Regions from separate parts of the Homo sapiens genome. Here region 1 is linked to region 2. A link is a loop called in an ENCODE intact Hi-C map of the cell type or tissue named here. Cell type or tissue: MCF 10A. All regions are shown on one strand. Links, peaks and the distances in the headings refer to the core of each region. The heading gives the core; the rest is flanking DNA.

Region 1 (2,923 bases), core at 174-2,673, 170 kb after region 2:
CGCATGCCTGTCGTCCTAGCTACTTGGGAGGCTGAGGCAGGAGAATCGCTTGAACCCGGGAGGCGGAGATTGCAGTGAGCCGAGATCGTGCCACTGCACTCCAGCCTGAGCGACAGAGCAAGACTTCGTTTCAAAAAAAAAAAAAAAAAATCAACCACATTTGGCTTACTGTTTTGTGCTGAGGCTAGATGGAATGCCATGCTAAGAAGCATGGGCCTTATAGTACTTTAAATCAACATTAAAAAATAAACAGGCTGGCTGTGGTGGCTCATAGCTGTAATCCTAGCACTTTGGGAGACTGAGGTGGGAGGATCACTTGAACCCAGGAGTTCAAGACCAGCCTGGGCAACATAGTGAGACCCCCCCACCGACCTCTACAAAAAAATATTTTAAAAAATCAGCCTGGTGTGGTGGTGCACACTTGTAGTCCCAGCTACTCAGGAGGCTGAGGTGGGAGGATCACTTTGAGCCCAGGAATTTGAGGTTACATTGAGATGTGGTGATCACACCACTGCACTTGAGCCTAAAGGACAGAGCAAGACTTGGTCTCTTAAAAAAAAAAAGTAAAAATAGGCCAAGGGCGGTGGCTCACACCTGTAATCCCAGCACTTTGGGAGGCCGAGGCGTGCGGATCACAAGGTCAGGAGATCGAGACCATCCTGGCTAACACGGTGAAACCCTGTCTCTCCTAAAAATACAAAAAATTAGCCAGGCGTGGTGGCGGGTGCCTGTAGTCCCAGCTACTCGGGAGGCTGAGGCAGGAGAATGGTGTGAACCTGGGGGGCAGAGCTTGCAGTGAGCCGAGATTGCGCCACTGCTCTCCAGCCTGGGCGACAGAGTGAGACTCCATCTCAAAAAAAAAAAAATTATATAAAAAACAGTAAAAATAGAAAACACACTAGCAGTGTGTTTATACCATTGAATATCCTGCACCACTGTTGTGGGCACTACACCAGAAATAGGAAAAAATGTGATGATGAGCTGAGCTAATTGAGATGAGGGTTATGGGAATGGAACAGAGGAGTGATGGAAGAGATTTGGATCTTTTAAATTGGCAAACAGAAAAATAAGATTCTTTTTTTTTTTTTTTTTTGTTGAAATGGGAGCTTTGCTCTTGTTGCCCAAGCTGGAGTGCAGTGGTGCAATTTCGGCTCACTGCAACCTCCACCTCCCAGGTTCAAGCGATTCTCCTGCCTCAGGCTCCCGAGTAGCTAGAATTACAGGCACCTGCCACCATGCCCAGCTAATTTTTGTATTTTTGGTAGAGACGGGGTTTCACCATGTTAGCCAGGCTGGTCTCGAACTCCTGATCTCGTGATCCGCCCACCTTGGCCTCCCAAAGTGCTAGGATTACAGGCGTGAGCCACCGCACCCAGCCAAGATTATTCTGAAGTGTTGCAGTTAGGGATTGGAAACATTTTGAACACAAAGAATATTAGCCTAGTCCTTAATATTGAGTGAATGAGGAACGCAAATTGGAAGGGAGTCTATGTTGAGAAGAAAATTAAATGATATTTACTTTGAGTAGGGGAGGGGGAGGAAGTGTGGAGTTGGAGGAGTGGACAGTTGTCAGCTGAGATGCCCAGGTCTAGGAATGAGGCCTCTGGAAGCAAGGTCTTGGCCACCTGGAGGAGCTGGGGAGTTGGCAGAGGTGGTCATTTTGCATGTTACCACAGGGTGGTGCTGTTGGCTGCAGAAGGGGACATGGTCAGCTGCGCCCTCTGCACTGTAGTGCAGAGTACAGAGCGTTTTCATCCATCAGAATCCCAGGTCCTGGGAGAGTGAAACGTCTCTTCTCCAGTATTCCAAATAGGGTTCTGACGCCCCAGAAAGCAGTGATTATGAGCTTACCTGATAAGTATGAAAGACATCAGTAAATTCCTGAATCCAACTGTAACATAAATTTATTCACATCGTAGCAGTGATTTTATTACCACCTTGAAGGGAGCAGCCTAAAAATTCTCGTTCACCGATCACTTTCCTCACTGTGCTATCATCTATTAAAGTTTACTTTAAAATGCAAGATGATGTAGGAATTTCTTCTTAAATTCTTACCAAATAAAAATTAAAAACAATTTATAAATCCATTCAAATAAAAATTGATAATTATTCAATTCTTACGGACTTCTAAAATTTGCTACCATACATAGCTGTCTTGTGTGTAAAAATAACGTGGAGAAGAGACATTTGAGGCTTTTGATTTAAGAGCTATAAATCAGGACTTGGTCTGAAACTGACAGCTGATATTAGGCAGAAAGCTTATGTAATTAGGTAGTATTTGTGTGATCTTCCTGTTTGTAACAGCTACGGTCTGAGTAGCTTGTGGGTATATTATATAATTCCTTCCTTGGAGTCTTGTTGAAAAATGAAAGGACAGTAAGACCAAGACCTCTCAGGTTTGCTGACACTAAAAGTGTACAAACTGTGCCACAGGATCTTAGCCATCCAGGGCACCTTAAGTGTTTCCAAGATCAAGGTGCTGTTCTGAAACGTATCCTTCTAAGTGTCATGTGAGGCCTTAGAAAGAATGTTTATATGTGTGGCTTAGAGGAAAAAGGTAGAATGAATACTTTGTAAAAAGCTTTAAGATGAAATAACAATGAAAGGTATATAAAATCTTTGTTTTTAATCCTTATTTAGGACCATTACATACGCAATATGCTTGTGACCCTCCCTGAAGTTGGCCGTTTTCAGTGAATACATTTAAATAAAAATCTCAAGTTAGGACCTGCCAATTTGGAAAGACTTCATCAACTGACACTTCCATGTGGTTCTTTGCTTAAGTAGCTTTCATCACGTGATGCTAGTGCCTTTATATCTCACACTTCCAGGCACTTCACAGGCTATCTCCTTCAAGGACAGTGTGCTGTCCATTTTAATCCTACCACCTGGCATACTTGGGTGGATAGGTGGATGAACGAGT
Region 2 (2,923 bases), core at 129-2,628:
TCCATTTCACTCAAAAAACAAATTCCAAATACCTCTGAAAGGTTTTCAAGCTCACAATGTGTTTATATTAGGAACCAGGTGTACTTTTATTCCCAGATCAATCAACCATGTATTTGTTCCTTTAGCAAATATGTAGTGGGTGCCTGCTATGGACCAGACACTGTTCTAGGTACTGAAGATCCAGGAGTGAACAAAGTAGACAAAATACCTCACCCCGTGGCACTTACCTGGCAGTGGGATATAGGGAGAGACAGTTACATAAAACGTATAGTGTGTCAAGTTGTGAAATAAGGTTATATATTCAGGTACTGCTTGCCACAGACATATGGTGTACCTGACGCCATGCAGATAGATATTGATCTAGATACAGTCTAGATGCTAAAGTAGAGAAAGGCGATTGGTGCAGCTGTTCCACTGTGATGGAAATGTGCAGGGTGAGTGAATAGTCCCTAGACGTGGAGATATTCCTGACTGCTTTTACGATACTGTCAGCATCCTATGATTGTCTTGATAATTTCTGCCTTTGGGAAACTGTTTCAGTTTTTAGGTAACTGAGCTGCATGTATCAGTTGAGAAACGGCAGGCTGGCATAATGGAAAAAGGACAGCCCAGGCTTGGGGGTCAGACGTAGGCGGATTCAAATCCTAACTGCTGCTTCTCGGTTATGTGAACTTGGGCCAGTTCCTCAGAGTACCTCATCCCCTGACTTTGTGTATCGGGGATAATTCCTACTTTCTGGGTTGTTGTGAGAACTCCGTGAGCTGATGCAGCTGATTCAGTATGCCTCACGAATGGGACTTGCTTTACCAAGGTACCCACAGGCAGTACAGTGTGGTGGCACACAGGGTGGACTCTGGAGCCCAGACTCTGGTCCCTTCGTGAACACCTGCTTCCCCCTTACCTGCCAGGCCACCTGGAAAAGGTATTTAATCAGGTGAAGGAGAAAATACGTGTAAAGCACTTGGAATAATAAGGATTTTCAAAATGTCAGGTATTCTTCTATGTTATAAAAACTAGTACAGGCTGGGTGCAGTGGCACACTCCTGTAATGCCAGCACTTTGGGAGGCCGAAGCGGGTGGATCATTTGAGGTCAGGAGTTCAAGACCAGCCTGGCCAACATGGCGAAACCCCGTCTCTACTAAAAATACAAAAATTAGCCAGGCGTGGTGGCGTGCACCTGTAATCCCAGCTACTCGGGAGGCTGAGGCAGGAGGATCGCCTGAACCTGGGTGGCAAAGATTGCAGTGAACCAAGATTATGCTACTGCACTCCAGCCTGGGTGACAGAGCAAGACTCTGTCTCAAAAAAAAAAAAAAAAAAAAAAAAAAACTAGTATAGTACAGTGCCTGTCACATAGAAGGTCCCAAGTAAACATCAGTTCCTTCCCTTCTTTGTAATCCTCTCTGTTGGCATGTGTGCCATTCACTGTATTCAGGTCATAGATTGAAGATGCTCTAAAATTTGAGTATAAATAAGACCGAAGGTATTGTAATAGCTACATTTTCACCACTAGGGTGGGTTGCAGAACTGTCTTAATTAGATAGCTTAAGTGTTAGGTGCAATAAACATTAAATGTTGTTTGGAAAACTTGGGGTCTTTAAAATTCTTAGAGTAAGTTACAGTTACTCAGTTACTGTCAAATTTTGAAACCAGTTATTTGCTGAAGATATTTTAGTAGCTAAGGAGGTTACTTGTCCCTGATTTCAGATTTGTACATATATAGCACTGAAACCATTACAGAAAGATGAGTGCTTTAGAGAAACTTAAGGGGCCTGTTAATGTCTCATTTGTTTCTTATTATTTTCTGTACCTTCATGAATAGAATTCTAGCCTCATATTTTTTCTTTGGAGTCAAAGAATTGTTTTGTAAAAGCATAGATCTATTCTTGGAATAGTCTATTAAAAATCACTTTCGACTTCATTTAAATTGTTTGACTCAGTCTCTCACTGGGCATTTTCTAGGAGCCCACTAAATGAGGATGTTTTTGCTACCAAAATTAAAAAGATGAACGATAATGACAAAGACATAACAGAATTACAAGAACAAATTTACAAACTTCTCTTACAGGTAAGGTGAGATTGTTAAAAATGCAAAGTTCCCTGAATTGTGTTTTGTTTTAATGCTCAGTAAATTCACTTCACAAAAATAAACTGTAAAGGGAGACAAATCTTTGCCCTCTACATTCCAGAAATTTTTGTCTTTCTCTTTTCGTTTTTAAATTAAATTTTATTCTTTGTTCCTTATTCTGTGTTACACAGAATATTTTTGTAAGAACCCATTGTAAGACAGCAAACCACGTGACTGAGAGAATTATTACATTCCAAAGGCACCAGCGTGCTCAGCCTTTGGGTTTTGGCTTCAGGATTTTTAAAATAATTTCAGTTTTAAAGATGGGAGGAGAGGGATGGTAGGTCTCAGTTTCTCTTAACTATTGTAAGGTAAAAGTGGGAAAATGTATGTGTTGAAATAACTAAAGGTGTTTTCTACAAGAGATTCAATGAATAAGTGGTAAATAGAACTAATGGTGTCGTGTAGAGTAACTGTCCTCGGTGGTTTTCAGAATGTCTCCCATAAAATCTCTAGGGTGCATGAAATACCTGCCACGTTCTTGGAAAAAGTATAATATATAGTTAGTTTGTTCTCTGTATTCTAAACTGGGCATAAAGAACTAGAGTTTATTTTCCTGTTTTAAAAAATTAATTATACTATGGCTTTTTAACAATATGTTGTCCTGGAAATACCTACCTAGACTAGAACATAAGACCTTGCTCTTGAAAATTGCCGAAATGACAGAGGAGTGCCTTTCGTGTCAGCATCAGCATTAAAAGTACCAACCTGCACACACCTAATTTAGTATTTCAGGAATTGTCATCTTAATTTTTACATGATTCTAGATGAGCTCTGCGGTGGCTGCATTTGAA

What was found. Hi-C counts contacts between places; a loop is a spot of excess contacts. Peaks named below come from ENCODE experiments on the same cell type or tissue, not always from the same donor. Only the 100,000 strongest peaks of a DNase experiment are listed, where the experiment ranks them.
Region 1: it touches region 2 in a loop (16-fold over the local background); 2 of 110 quality-filtered maps call a loop at or near these places.

What each region holds. Positions count from the first base shown.
Region 1 is chr1:7,973,776-7,976,698 of GRCh38, forward strand. The region is part of intron 5 of PARK7 (Parkinsonism associated deglycase); the gene reads left to right. Among named protein-coding and RNA genes, the nearest start is that of PARK7, 14 kb to the left of the region's middle. In MCF 10A, for the core only: a CTCF peak has its summit at 1,653 (motif pointing right); a DNase peak (open chromatin) is centred at 1,676.
Region 2 is chr1:7,806,930-7,809,852 of GRCh38, forward strand. It overlaps PER3 (period circadian regulator 3), which reads left to right. Exons shown (of 22, transcript NM_001377275.1): 11 at 1,964-2,069. LOC124903833 (a long non-coding RNA gene) reads right to left here. Exons shown (of 2, transcript XR_007065450.1): 2 at 2,208-2,923. Among named protein-coding and RNA genes, the nearest start is that of PER3, 24 kb to the left of the region's middle. In MCF 10A, for the core only: a CTCF peak has its summit at 1,501; no DNase peak of the experiment used is centred there.